Linked DNA regions of Homo sapiens: all the other regions are linked to region 1. A link is a contact called in ENCODE Hi-C or POLR2A ChIA-PET data. All regions are on one chromosome and are shown on one strand. The core of a region is the stretch at or near the end of the contact, and the rest is flanking DNA. Distances in the headings are between cores, read along the strand shown.

What was found. Hi-C counts contacts between places; a loop is a spot of excess contacts on that map. ChIA-PET counts read pairs that join two places held with the same protein, here RNA polymerase II (POLR2A). Pooled maps may share reads with other maps.
Region 2: a pooled map shows a loop between it and region 1 (13-fold over the local background). The contact joins two enhancer-like sites. A Hi-C loop is called at or near these places in 6 of 50 pooled maps. POLR2A ChIA-PET finds 5 or more read pairs at or near these places in 3 of 52 experiments (Caco-2, H1 and activated T-cell).
Region 3: a pooled map shows a loop between it and region 1 (2.6-fold over the local background). The contact joins two enhancer-like sites. A Hi-C loop is called at or near these places in 1 of 168 maps with a recorded cell type or tissue (Caco-2), 1 of 37 single-sample maps with no recorded cell type and 8 of 50 pooled maps. POLR2A ChIA-PET finds 5 or more read pairs at or near these places in 4 of 52 experiments (BJ, HEK293, RWPE1 and 1 more).

The regions. Positions count from the first base shown.
Region 1 is chr2:38,259,461-38,264,109 of GRCh38, reverse strand. No RefSeq gene overlaps it. Among named protein-coding and RNA genes, the nearest start is that of ATL2, 120 kb to the left of the region's middle. Within about 2 kb of position 2,334, at least 3 of the 41 ENCODE cell types and tissues checked have a DNase peak (open chromatin) inside an H3K27ac peak, as active enhancers do.
Region 2 is chr2:38,459,504-38,464,152 of GRCh38, reverse strand. All of the region lies in intron 4 of LINC02613 (long intergenic non-protein coding RNA 2613), which reads left to right. Among named protein-coding and RNA genes, the nearest start is that of LINC01883, 31 kb to the right of the region's middle. Within about 2 kb of position 1,977, at least 11 of the 41 ENCODE cell types and tissues checked have a DNase peak (open chromatin) inside an H3K27ac peak, as active enhancers do.
Region 3 is chr2:38,094,333-38,098,981 of GRCh38, reverse strand. No RefSeq gene overlaps it. Among named protein-coding and RNA genes, the nearest start is that of CYP1B1, 21 kb to the right of the region's middle. Within about 2 kb of position 2,606, at least 13 of the 41 ENCODE cell types and tissues checked have a DNase peak (open chromatin) inside an H3K27ac peak, as active enhancers do.

The sequences.
Region 1 (4,649 bases), core at 1,085-3,584:
TCTTTCTTCACGGAACTACTTCCTCCCGGTGTCCTTGCTGATGGCCCGGAAGGAGCTGCCAATCCCAGAACTCTGCATCCTGGCCATGGGGAGAACATGTGTCCATCCCTCTGGCTACAGTGATTGGTTCAGGGATGGGCACATGGCGGAATCTGGACCAATCAGAGGCTTTCCTAGGATTGTTTTAAAAGAAGTTGGTGGTGAGGGCTTTTTGGCTCAGGGAGTCTGGAGGGATGGGAATCTGGAGGGATGGGAATCTAGAGCTCCCAGAGGCTATGTTTGTGGTCACACAGAGAAAACTCATCTCTACTGGAGAGAATGAGAGAGGAGAGACAGAGAAAGAGGGATCATCATGGCACTGAGGCTGGATTCTAGTTACTGGGAGCCCAGGTATGTGTGTGGATGTTCCACTATCCTTCCAATAAAGCCCCATTTTAATTAAACTTATTTGTATTGGGCTTTGATATGGTTTGGATCCGTGTCTTCACTACATCTCATGTTGAGCTGTAATTCCCGTGCTGGAGGTGGGGCCTGGTGGGAGGTAATTGGATCATGGGGGCAGATGTCTCACGAATGGTTTGTCACCATCCCCTTGGTGCTGTTCTCATGATGGTGAGTGAGTTCTCGTGAGATCTGGCTGTTTAAAAGTGGGTGGCTCCTCCCCCACGTCCTTCTCTTGCTTCTGCTCCTGTCATGTGAGATGCCTACTCCCCTTTCACCTTCTGCCATGATTGGAAGCTTCCTGACGCCTCCCTGGAAGCAGATGCTACCATGCTTTCTGTACAGCCTGCAGAACCATAAGCCCATTAAACCTCTTTTCTTTATAAATTGCCCAGTCTCAGGTATTTCTTTATAGCAATGTGAGAACAAACTCATACAGGTTTCAGCCACTCTCAAGAAAGAATAATCTAACTGATGGACTCATCAATGTGCCTGTTTTCTCTGGTTTTCAGTAAACACCATTCCCAGATGGGCAAGAGAAGTTCTGCTGCTGGTCTGGCACTGCTGGCTTCAGAGGCACTGCTGTACCCATGTTTGGGCTCAGAGATGTCAGAGGCCTCTGCTTGTCAGGAATGAAAGGGAGCTAAGGCAGAAGAGTAAAATGATGAAAACATCATGGCCAGATAGAAGCAAAACCAGAGAGCAGAAGTGTGGATTGTTCTTTCTGGGTTTTTATAGGTTTTGCCTGTTTGACTTTCCAATAAGGTTCTTTTGAAGAAAGGGTTGGGCAGCTAAAACAGTTTTTTATTCACTGGCTTAGAAGACCATTAGTTGCCTCCCCCAGTCTAAAATCCTTTATTATTCCACTTTCTTGGTCACCTGGCCTTTGCTGTGTTCACGGGAGGGACTGGCTCAGGCCAAGAATGTGGAGGGGGAGGGGGCAGGGAGGTGATCATGTGGATTGGAAATGGGACTAAGCTTACACCGAAAACTCACAGTGGCCTCAATTCCGTGTCCCCACTTCTGCAGGCCCCTGCTGAGATAAGCCTGGGAATAAGTCAGCTCTGGCGGAGTTTCCGCCTCAGCTGGCCACCCGGTCCTCGCTCTCAGTCTTTGATGCTCCATTGCAGTCAGAAGGGTATGTGTGGGCATGCAGGTGGTCTGCGGGTCTCAGTCCAGCAGGAAAGCAGCTGTTTGCCAAGCACAGGTGCTCTGAGGCCTAGGGGATCTGAAGAGCCTGCTGTGAGTGTGGTCAGATGTCAGGTCAGAGGCAGAGGTGGGAAAAACAGAGGAGAAGCACGTGGGGAAGGAGAATAATGAGTTCCTTCATGACTCTAAAGGCTCTCAGAGTCTGATTTTCAATTATAAATAATCCCAGGATCTGTTCAGAGCTCAACAACAGCCCCTAGTGCCCTGCAGCTGGGCAGAGCAGTCCACGTGGCTTTTTGGATCTTACGTGTGTGACAGCCTCCCGGTTCACAGCCTTTTGAAGTTGATGGAAGAGGCGTTCTGGAAACACAACTGAAAGACGTTTGTCAAACTGAAATCAAAGTTACAACCACATTTGTTTTCTGGGTTTTTGTGCAGATATGTTAACAAGGAATGTTGTGCTTGCAGTGGAGAACATCTGTTTTAGACAGCAATTATTTACTGAGCATCTAATGTGTGCCGGCATACCAGTCCAGCACCAGGTATTTGGGTAGAAGAGGAGGCCTGGAGAAAGAGTCATTGTCCCTGATTTTCATTTTAGTGGGGGAGGCAAGCACTATGATACTATGCTAGAATACAGGCCCTGCCGAAGTGCTCCAGAACCAGCCTCAGAGCAATGAGGAAGGATTTGAGGGCTTGCATGTGAGTTGGCTCTCGCAAGAGCAGAACTGGACAGGAGGACTGAATTCTGAGTCCTGGCGACAAAATTCAGGAAGCAAATGAGAATCCAGAAGTCCAGCACATAAGAGCCAGTGGAAGGGAAGAATCCAGCCGAGGCAGAGGTCTGTGGGGAGGGCCGTGCGTGAGCGGGTGGATCCAGCAAGGCCCACAGATCAGCAAGGAAGCCAGAGAGTGGGACGTTTTTGGTAAAACCCGCTGCTGGTGATGGCCTGGAAAGATGTTTTCTGAGAAAGCTTGGGCAGCTTGAATGCTGGGAGAGGGTGTGGTGGTCCCTGGGGCAGGAGACCCTTCTTTCTGACTCTGTAACCACAGCCCCGGTCTGCTTCATCACTCCGTGGGCAGTGATGGTCTGTGCCCAAAACGCTGTGATTCGAAAAGAGATAATTTGCAGGCAACATGAAGAAGTCCCAAAAAAGACAGTATTAGAAGAAAATGTCCTTCAAGAGTTTTAATGTAGGTGGAGAGAAGGCAGGATGGAATTCAAAATCATGTTTTGAAAGGACATGGTGTCCTTTCAAAGCTCCAAGCGTTGCTTTGCTGTGCTCTGGGCATGCCTTGGGCTGGATGGGAAGAAAAGTGAAAATAAAGTGTGTGTGCATACATGCATGTGCACGTGTGTGTGTGTGTGTGTGTGTGTGGTGTTTTCTAAAATATCAGAGGACAGGATGTCTGACAAAAGACTCTTGTTAAATGTGTTGTTGAATTAAGTTGCCTTGGAAAGAATTTCTAAAAAAGCTTTCAGAATCAACACTTCTCAGTTTCTCAGCAAGGATTTTGCCAGAGCAATAGAAAAAGACATTACATTGTTCCCAATTCAGTTCTAGCACTCTCTTTTTTTCCTTGCATACTGTCTTCACAGGAAGGAAAAAGTTGTCTAAGGGAGGAAGACTCAGGGCGTTGCATCGGGACTCCCCGTTCTCCTCTAAATCCTACCTCTTACGATTCTTTTCAACTCTTTTTCCAAACTTTTAAAGGCTTTGTGGACTTCTTAGAAACCGAAAGTTCCCAAGAATAGAATACGTGTCCACTGGAAGTCCCCGTAGGTGCCCAGGGCTGGCGGGACTCTCTTGGTGGTGTAGGACCTTGCTTGGATGTTGAATGTGTGGGAAGGACACCCACAGGGGGAAACCCAGGATGGTGGACGTGGGGCCAAAATATGCAGCAGCTGCAAAGGATCTGGGTACTTGGCTCTACTGCCCTCTAATGTGAGAGAAGCCCAGATCAACACGGGAGGGAGTGGGCGTTAGACAACCTGCAAAGAGACAGATCTGAGAGGTGCGGCTCCCCGTGGACTTAGTGTCTTTCAGTGAAACCACCGTTCACTCCTGAAGATCTGAAGATGGAGGAAGTTTTTCCCATCCTACTCTCCCCTTTTAATTTCCTAAGCAAAATATCATTTCATCTTTCTCAGTCCATCTTTTGTGTCTGATGAATGGATTGAGCTAGATAATCTCTAAGGTCTTTCCAGCACTAACCTCCTATGCAAGGTTGGCTGCATAATTTGCAGGGCCTGAAAATGCAAGGCCCTCCTTCGAAAATCAAGGAAAAATGATGTGAAAATTACTAAAACATAAAATTCCTTCCTTTCCTCTGTACTTTCCCTCTCGACTTGTCATGAAGTTTTTAAAATTTATTGTTGTTCTAAGAAAAGAAAAATTAAAATTTAATGATATTAGCATAAAATGGCAATTTTAAATGTAAATAGAAGAACATTTAAATTTTACGCAGAATCACTAAAATTATACAATTTATATTTCTCAGTTTGTACATTCATATATATTTTGTGTTTGCCAGAACAATGGAAATGCTATACAAAATGAGCTCAGATTGTTTTCATTTCATTTTTTTGTATGAGGACTTTCTACCAACAGTCTGTACCTTTGACTTACTGATGAGTAAAGAAAAACTGAGCTGGGTGCACAGGCTCACACCTGTAATCCCAGTGCTTTGGGAGGCTGAGAGGGGAGGATCACTTGAGGCCAGGAATTTGAGACAACCCTGGGCAACATAGTGAGACCCTATCTCCACAAAAAAATTAAAAATTAGCTTGGCGTGGTGGTGCAGGCCTGTAGTCTTAGCTACCCTGGAGGCTGAGCTGGGAGGATCGCTTGATCTCAGGAGTTCAAGACTGAGAGCCATGATTGCAACACTGCACTCCATCCTGGGCAACAGAGCAAGACCCTCTCTCTTTTTTGAAAGAAAAGGAAAGGAAAAAGAACAACTGAAGGGAAAAGGAACTATGAGTTGCCCCATTTCCCCCTGTCCTTCTGTGTCACCATTTTCACCGTAATTGGTTGGCTAATACAGGAAAATCACAT
Region 2 (4,649 bases), core at 728-3,227, 200 kb before region 1:
AGGCATGAACCACCGCACCCGGTCCCTACCTTTTAAATGTCATAGAACTTTTCTGAATCTGCAATTACCTTGTTTTTTTTCCTTTGGTCCAAGGGTCAGCCAATTTTAAAAATTTTTTTTTCTGTAAAGAGCCAGATAGTAAGTACTTTTGGCCTTGGGGGCCATATGGTCTCTGTTACAACTGCTCAGCTCTGCCACTGTGGTCTGGAAGCAGCCATTGACAATGCATAGACTAACGAATGTGACTGTATTCAAATAACAGATGATTTATGGACTCTGACACTGGAATTTTATATACATTTTCACAAATTACAAAACATTCTTTTTGATTTTTTTCACAAATCCAAAAATATGAAAAACATTTTTAACTTGTTGGGTGCAGAGACAGTCCCTGGCCGTAGTTTACCAATCCCTGAGGGTCAGGAAGGGCTCATAGTTGTGTTGCTAGTGCCTAGCACAATGTCCGACATACAGTAGGTGCTCAGCAGATATTTGTTGGAGGTGTGAACTGCACTTTACATACAAGGAGACCACAGCTCAGGAGGTTAATCAGCTCTCTGAAATGTGGAGTTAGAACTCACACTTTCATGGTTTGCAATACTTTGGAAAGTGAAGTGGTTGGCAGCTCTTCCAGCTGCGAGTCCTCCACTCCTTCTACCAAATCACAGCTTTGGCCTTCCCAGAAAAAAATATTGTCATATGGAATTTCACAGAATTGGGGGCCGGGCGTGGTGACTCATGCCTGTAATCCCAGCACTTTGGGAGGCCGAGGCAGGTGAATCTCTTGAGGTCAGGAGTTCGAGACCAGCCTGGCCAACATGGTGAAATCCCGTCTCTACTAAAAATACAAAATTTAGCCAGGCGTGGGGGTGTGCACCTGTAATCCCAGGTACTTGGGAGGCTGAGGCAGGAGAATTGCTTGAACCCATGAGGCGGAGGTTGGAGTAAGCTGAGATCACGCCACTGCACTCCAGCCTGGGCAACAGAGCCAGACTCCGTCTCAAAAAAAAAAAAAAAAAAAAAAAAGAATTGGGGATTGAGAACTGCTTTTGAGCAATAAATCAACCAGTGAGGTAGACTCTTGTGGTATCACCTTTCAACATGGTCAAGCTATGGAAACGTGATTTTAATTTCTCAGGTTTTTTGTTTGTTTGTTTTTGTTTTTGTTTTTAATCTGCCAGATGGAGACCATGCCATTGCTAGTCTACCTTGAAAGACAGATGTGAAGAATGAAGTCAGGGGCTTTGCAGGTATTAAAAAGTTTCCATGAGGGCTGAATCATATGCATATTGTTCATTTGAGCATTTTCTTTATAATCAAAATTTGTTTGTTTTTAAAAAAACAACCACCAATGGTTTTGTGTGAGCTAGGGGCTACATAAGACCTAAAAAATTCCTGCTTTTGGTAAAAGCAAAAATTAGATCTACTCTAGAAGGCAATCTGACCTTAAAAACATCCAGGTCCCTGGTTGGAAAAACAGGTTCTTTTTCAAAGTCAGTCCTTGCAAGTCTGTATCTCCACCCTCATTTCTGTCAACTCCTACACTTGGTTTCAGCTTAAGTCTCTGTTGGTTGCTACGCTTTTTTTCCCATCTCCCATGACTCACTCCCAGGCTGTGTTCTCACTTGGCCTCAAGCCTGCTCTGCTCCTCAGGCGGTGAGGTTGACCACAAACCATATAGCATTCTAGGAGGTGAATATGTGAACTCCTCTGGAATCTGCACCTGTGTTTCTTCCTCAGCTTTAAGTTACAATGGCTTCCTACACTGAAGCCTCTCTTGGGGCCTTGGCCATCAGCTAGGCACCACCATGATGCCTCCTAACGGGCCCTTGGGTGCTTTTCTGACAAGCAACAGAACTGGAGACTGAGGTGAGGCGCTCTCGCCCCCGCACTTCCCACTGTTCCAGAAGTTTGCCCAGCCCAAGGGTGTGGTGTGGCAGGTGCTGGGCAGTGGATGACACTCCCTTCGGAAGGCCTCATATCTGATGTGTTTTGATTGTTCTGATCCTAGGAAGCATAGTTAATATCAACACATTCTTCCCCCTCCCCCTGGCCATGCCCTGGCTCCAATTTTTTTTTTTTTTTTTTTTTTTTTATTTTTGAGACAGAGTCTCACTCTGTCACCAGGCTGGAGTGCAGTGGTGCAATCTCGGCTCACTGCAACCTCTGCCTCCTAGGTTCAAGCGATTCTCCTGCCTCAGCCTCCTGAGTAGCTGGGACTACAGGCACGCACCACCATGCCTGGCTAATTTTTGTCAGCCTCCCAAAGTGCTGGGATTATAGGTATGAGCCACTGCTCCAGGCCCCAATTTTTAAAAAGTAATATACACTCAGTGTGGAAAGTTTGAAAATATCAATAAGCAAAATGCAAATAAAACCCACCTCTAGAAATAAACACTATTAGACATTTTAGAATATATCCTTTGAGTCATTTTATATTCATAATTTTCTAAATATATTGCATCATGTTGCAATGCTGCTTTGCCACCTGGTTTATGTTTTTACTTAATACATTATGAGCACATTCCCATGTCATGAAGTATCTTTTTATAATTTTTTTATTGCTATACTGGGTTCTATGATAAGTGTGAGCACAGTGTATTTAGTAAACACCGCTTGTTGGATATTTAGCTTGTTTCTGGTTTTCCATGCCAAGATAAACATCCTTAATTATAAATTAATTATAAATGCTTTTATGCATCTCTTGCTGCTTCCTCAGGTTACATTTCTAGAAGTGGAGTTAATTAGGTCAAAGGCTCTGCACATTTTTAAAGGTCATATTGCCTTCCAGAGATGATCCAATTTTTGCTTCTACCAATAGTGCAAAATGTCCCTGTTCCCCAACACTTGCCAACATATTATTGCATATTAATAAGAGGGAGTCTCACTCTGTCACCTAGGCTAGAGTGCAGTGGCTTGATCTCAGCTCACTGCAACCTCCGCCTACCAGTTCAAGCGATTCTCCTACCTCAGACCCCCAAGTAGCTGGGATTACAGGTGCACTTCACCATGCCTGGCTAATTTTTGTATTTTTAGTTGAGACAGGGTCTCGCCATGTTGGCCAAGCTGGTCTTGAACTCCTGACCTCAAATGATCCATCCATCTGAGGCGTGATTACAGGGTGTGAGCCACCATGCCTGGCCAGTATATTTAATAACTTTTGATTGGTAAAAAACATTACTGTTTGAAAGCTGATGAGTGAGGCTGAATTTTTCAATGTGTTTTTTAGCCATTTGTATTTCTTTTGTGATTTATCCTTTGTGAGCATAATTATTTGCTTCTTCCTTCCTCAAATGTATTTATTGTTAGATAGCTCTCAGTTTCAAATTTTGACTCTAGCAATAACTAGCTTTGTGACCTTGGAAAAATCACGCCATTGAACCTCAGTTTTATGATCAATGAATTAGAATAATAATCCCTATTGAATAGAGTTGCTCTCAGGGTTTAATGAGATAGCATATGTAAAGCAATTTCCACTATCTCTGGCACACGGGAGGTGTTCAGTAAATGCTAATTTTTCCCCTTCCCCTACCATGGGCAAGGTGCCCATGGAACACACAAATGTGAAAGATACTCTGTTTGTCTTCAGGGAACACACAATCCAATAGAGACCATAAAATATACACAAATATTTGACATAGGCTTTATAAGATGGGTAGCATTTTGACAAGGTGGGAAGAATTCCAGAGAGAGAGAGTGGCAGAGGTGTGTTTGGGGAGTGGCAAGTAGATTAAGTTGACCACAGTGGAGAGTTCATACAGATAATTCTAGATATATAGGACCTCTACCGTGAAGATACTTTGAACACCAGGCTCATGAATTTGTGTTTTGCTCCGAAGGCAATGAAGAACTATTGAAAGTTTCTGAGTAGCAAAATAACATAATCACAAGTATATTGAGCACTAACTAATATGACAGAGACTGGAGTTGGGGAAATCAGCAATAAAAATTATAACTATGATCAAGTGGCTCACATCTGTAATCTCAATACTTTGGCAGGCTAAGGCAGACAGTTCGAGATGAGCCTGGGCAACATGGCAAAACCCTGTCTCTACAGAAAAAACGAACATTAGCCAGGTGTGGTGGCATGCACTTGTAGTTTCAGCTACTTCGGAGGATGAGATGGGAGGATCGCTTGAGCCCAGGGGTCAAGGCTGCAGCGAGCTGCAATCATGCCACTGCACTCCAGCCTGGATGACAGAGTGAGACCCTGTCTCAAAAAAATAAATAGGCCGGGCACAGTGGCTTATTCCTGTAATCCCAGTACTTTGAGAGGCTGAGGCAGGTGGATCACTTGAAGTCAGGAGTTCGAGACCAGCCTGGCCAACATGGTGAAATGCTGTCTGTACTAAAAATACAAAAATTAGCTGGGCGTGGTGGTGGGCACTTGTAATCCCAGCTACTTGGGAGGCTGAGGTAGGAGAATCGCTTGAACCTAGGAGGCAGAGGTTTCAGTGAGCCGAGATTGTGCCATTGCACTCCAGCCTGGGCAACAGAATGAGACCCTGTCTCAAAACATAAAATGAAATGAAATAAAATAAAATAAGAACCATGATTAAAATTATACCATGTATTAAGTATTGAATTCAAGAGACATTGTGAGAAAAGAATTAACAATAGCTGGCACCTGCATGTGGTGGTGCACACCT
Region 3 (4,649 bases), core at 1,357-3,856, 170 kb after region 1:
AATGTTAATAAAACAGATATTTACCTAACCACATTTTTAGAGCAGAGGTGAAGGGACACAATCGGTGTAGAAATTGTTGCAAGAGATCATAAGGTCAGACATCATATACCTTCCAGGCATTCCTGGCGCCTTTCCTTCCTCCTCCCGCGTAACTCTTCCCAGCACAAAATTTCCCTTTCTCAGATCAGAAAGGAAAAGTACACACCCTCTTCGCTTCCTACCCCCCTTCTGCCTTTTCCCCACAGCTGTTCTTGTTGCATTTTCATTTCTCTGTTCTGGTCCATCGATCCTAAAGGCTTTGGAGTCCTGCCCACCCAAACCGGGTATACTCTCTTCATGGGTTCAGAAGTTCTCCTTCTTCCTCAACTACCAGCTTCAAGTTGTCACTACTTTTCTCACTTTCCTTTTTTGAAAACCAGCTTTACTGTGTTCATGATCATTTCTGAGACGTCTTATTAAAAAAAATAGCCCTCCCCACACTTCCTTTTTTTTTAAAGCTTGCATTCCAGCTGGCTAGGAGAAGAAAGGTCCCTGTCGAGCTGGGAGTCGAGGTTTTATTCATTTCCCCTCCATTACAGGAACGCTTCTCCCTCAATCCTCACTGTTAGTAGAAATTCTGCTTAGTTTCTCAATCAAGCCTGCATTTCACTCATCTCAGTCTTCTCTAGCTTCTCTCCTCACTCCCCGAGCATGCTATGTAAAGTTGTATGTGTCATACTTATCCCAATTATTAAAGAAAAAGGACGCTTAACTACCATCGATTGAATTCCCAGTGTAAGTGTCCTTTCCTCCCTAAAAGTAACCTCGAATTCTTCTCTTAGGCTGAGTGATCCTGGGAGAAATGAAATATGTAACATTCTTAAGTATAGGCAGCTACATGCAAACAACCACACACATTCTTCTTCAAATACTTTGGTGAGATGATTCCTATTCTTTAAAGAAAGGCACTTCCAAGGATACAGTTATGAACATTTTGTCTTTTATGTCTTTCCACAGTTACAACATTTTCACTAAGATAAGCAGCTTTTCAATGAATTTGATCCTTTCCTGAAGTAATTGTTCAAAATGTCTCTAATCACCACCCTAACTAGGTTTCCTTTGGGGACTGGGGCTAGCACTGCTCATCTCAGATTGTGAACGTCTATCCTAAACCCATGCAGCATTCTTATCCTATTGTGATGAAATCCACAGGGTTCAAAAGTTAATTCTTCCATGAATGTGTACCAGGTGCTGGGGAAGGCTGGGAAGGAGAGGCTGGGTGGTACAGATGACAGAGTTCCTGAGGGTCTAGTTGAGCAAAGATATATTGAATACAAAACCAAAAATAACAGCATGAAGTCAATGGAATAATAGTGTGAAGTGCTCAAGGGAGCCCAGAAGAGAAAACTGTCCCATAATGGAAAGAGGAGGGTAAAAGGAAGGGAGTTTCACAGCAGACAAGGAGAAGGGGCATTTTTGGCTGAGGAAACAGCCTTGAAATGTAGGCTATACTTAGAGACCATTTAGCAGTCTGGCGTGGCTAGGGGGGAAATTTGATAATTCCATGGGGAATGAGACAGACACAGAATGTCTACCCCAAATCCTACCATCTGGGGGCCTAGAATCCTTCTTTGCTTCATGTCAGTAAGGCCAAGAAAAGTACTTTTAAAGAAGAATTTTAAAAGATTTGCATGGCTAGTGAAATCTTTGGGATTGTAGGAAGAAATCACAATAATAATTAAAATTATTATAACTATTATTTTGTCAAACTCCAAGTGATTTAAGACATACATAGTATTTTATAGCTGAAGGAACTTCAAAGACCATTTCATCCAGCCTGCTTATTTTACAGATGAGGAAATTGAGGCCCAGAGAAAAGTTCCTTGCTGCAAATCCACTGCTAGTTGGGAACAAAGCTAGGCTGGAGCACAGATCTCTTGCTTCCTAAGCCAGATCGCTTGCCACGAAAATGTGCCAATCTGTGCACCCCCACTACCGATTTGTCCTGTTTCTCAGAGAAGAAAAAACAATGGTTAGAGTTTAAGAGGTTTCCCTGAAGTCACCCAACTCCTGGTGGCTCAGATGGGACTCAAACCCGGGATGTTGGGGACATGTAGCCAACACTCTCCTGTAAACATTCTTACTAAAACTAAACCCATTCACGAGGGATGAAGTGTGAGACAGAAGAGTGAGTGTGGTGATTAGAGCCCCCCAACCCACGTATCTCCAGTCATGACCTGAGTAAGAAATACAGGGGCTGAAAGAGGTCTGCTTTGCCTCAGCTACCACCAGCCTAACCACGCACGGCTAAGCCTCAAGGAGTTCTCCTTCTTCACTAAGGGCTTAGCTGCAATGTGGTTTAAATTAGACATTTCTTGCCTGAGTAGAACAAATCACTTAGGTTATACGCTGACAAAAAAGGAACAGTCTGCATGCTTGGAAAGCTTAGGGGGAATTAAATTATGTGCTGTCACTTCAGAGTTGTTCCTCTGTCCTGTACACCACCACCTCTCAATTGCCTGCAGGAGCTGCAGGGCCTTGCGTGCAAGCTGTGCCATAACCCAAGGCTTAACATAAACTTCGGGCTCTCAGGTCATTGGGAAATAACAGGTATATCCGGTTGTGCCTTTTGTGCTTGTCTGCACGCAAATTAAAAGCTCGTGCTATGCTGAACTCCTTGGAGCCTCTGGTTACAGAGAAGGGAGGATGCCTTAGAATGGAATTTTCACACAATTGTCCTGTTTGTTTTTCCAGGGAATTGGGTGATAGTGTGTGTTTGTAAGAAGTTCACACCTCTGGGAGGCTGAGCTCAGAAGGGGCGGGATGTGGAGGTGGCCATGTGCCAGGCGACCCTCTAGGGAGCAGGGCTCCAAAGGACCCCACGTCTGAACTTTGAAGGGACGGTAGTGCTTACGGGGGCGGCGGGGAAGGGCGGGGTTTGCGCAGATCTCAGACTTCCTGGCTAGTAGCAACAATGCCAAGTGCAGAGCTAGGTGGGGAGGGGTGCAGGAAGGGATCTGAAAGCTTGGGGGCCATGTACTCAGGCTGTCACCTCCCTAAGGGAGGCTCCTCACCTCCCTAAGTTTTGTGATGCCCCCACTACAGTTCAGCCCTGAACCCTCCAGATGGCTGATTGGAGTAGGAATGAAGCGTCCACTCCGTCTTCATGTTTCTTCCCATGGGACACAATAATATTCCCTTCGCTGTGACTACAGCCTCCCCCCAGTTAAGTAGGAGAAATCTATGCCTACTGCACTCCAACTGTGAGATTTCCTCTGGCAGGAGTTTGCCTAGCTGGTGCAGCTGGGAAGCAGCAGAGAGTTTTTGCAGCCCGGCGGAACTGAATTCAAATTTCAGCTCAACCAACATAGTGTGTGTGACCTTGATTGATAATTCCAACTCTTCCTGCCTTGCTTTATTTGTCTGTAAAAAAGGGATGAGGGCAATGGTTATCTCAAAGGGTTGGCTGTGTGGGATTAATGAAATGATTTCTGTCAAGTGCTTGGCACATTGCCTGGCTCAAAATGCTCCATATATGGCAGTTCTTACATATATGACAGTACATTATTATTGTTACCATTGGTTTAATTGGCAGAGCTGCGATCCAAAAATTTCAGACTGTGGCTCGATCCTGGGCTTCGATTTCAGGCTGTGGCTAAGAAGCCCTCCTGGCTTCACACCTAACCAGGATCCACATGCCTCTTCCACTGAGCTGGGCTCTCCCAGCTTCCTGACTCAGGCACTACCTCGTCTCCGGGCCGCAGGGGTTTGGGCATCATTCTGTCTGCCTCTTCTTCCTCCTCCTTCCTGGGGCTAAGGTACATCATCTGGGCAGGTAGCTGTCTTGGGAAGATGACATCTTTCTAGCCAGACACCTGGTGGTGGCAACTCTGCAATAGTTTAGAGGGTTGCAGTGGTGTTTCAATGCGCCCACACTTGTCTCAGGGCTATTCTCTTAAAATCAGTAACTGGGACATTATTTTTTCTGAAATCCACCGCACCCTCACCTACTTCCTACGCCAAGACAATAGCCCATTTAGATTTTTCTTGGATGAAGAGACATTCACACACACACACACACACACACACACACACACACACACAAACAAAAAACACACTTTTTTTTTTTTTTTTGAGACGGAGTCTGGCTCTTTCGCCCAGGCCGGACTGCAGTGGCGCTCTCTCGGCTCACTGCAAGCTCCGCCTCCGGGGTTCACGCCATTCTCCTGCCTCAGCCTCCTGAGTAGCTGGGATTACAGGCGCCCGCCACAACACCAGGCTAATTTTTTGTATTTTTTAGTAGAGACGGGGTTTCACCGTGTTAGCCAAGATGGTCTCGATCTCCTGACCTCGTGATCCACCCGCCTCGGCCTCCCAAAGTGCTGGGATTACAGGCGTGAGCCACCGCGCCCGGCCCAAAAAACACACTCTTAAGTTTAGACAATGGTTCTCAAAGTGTGGTCCAGGCACCCCGTCGGGATGGCCCCTGAGACCCTTTCCAGGAAACCCACAAGGTTACAGCTGTGGGAATAAAACATTATTTGCATTTCTAACTCTCATTCTCTTACAAATTTACTGGGGGGTCTTTCTGCAGAAACAGATGTGAGTCACCTGCTATCTTCTGTTAAGTCATAAATTAAAGAGATTTGTAACAATATTTTTTAAAACTG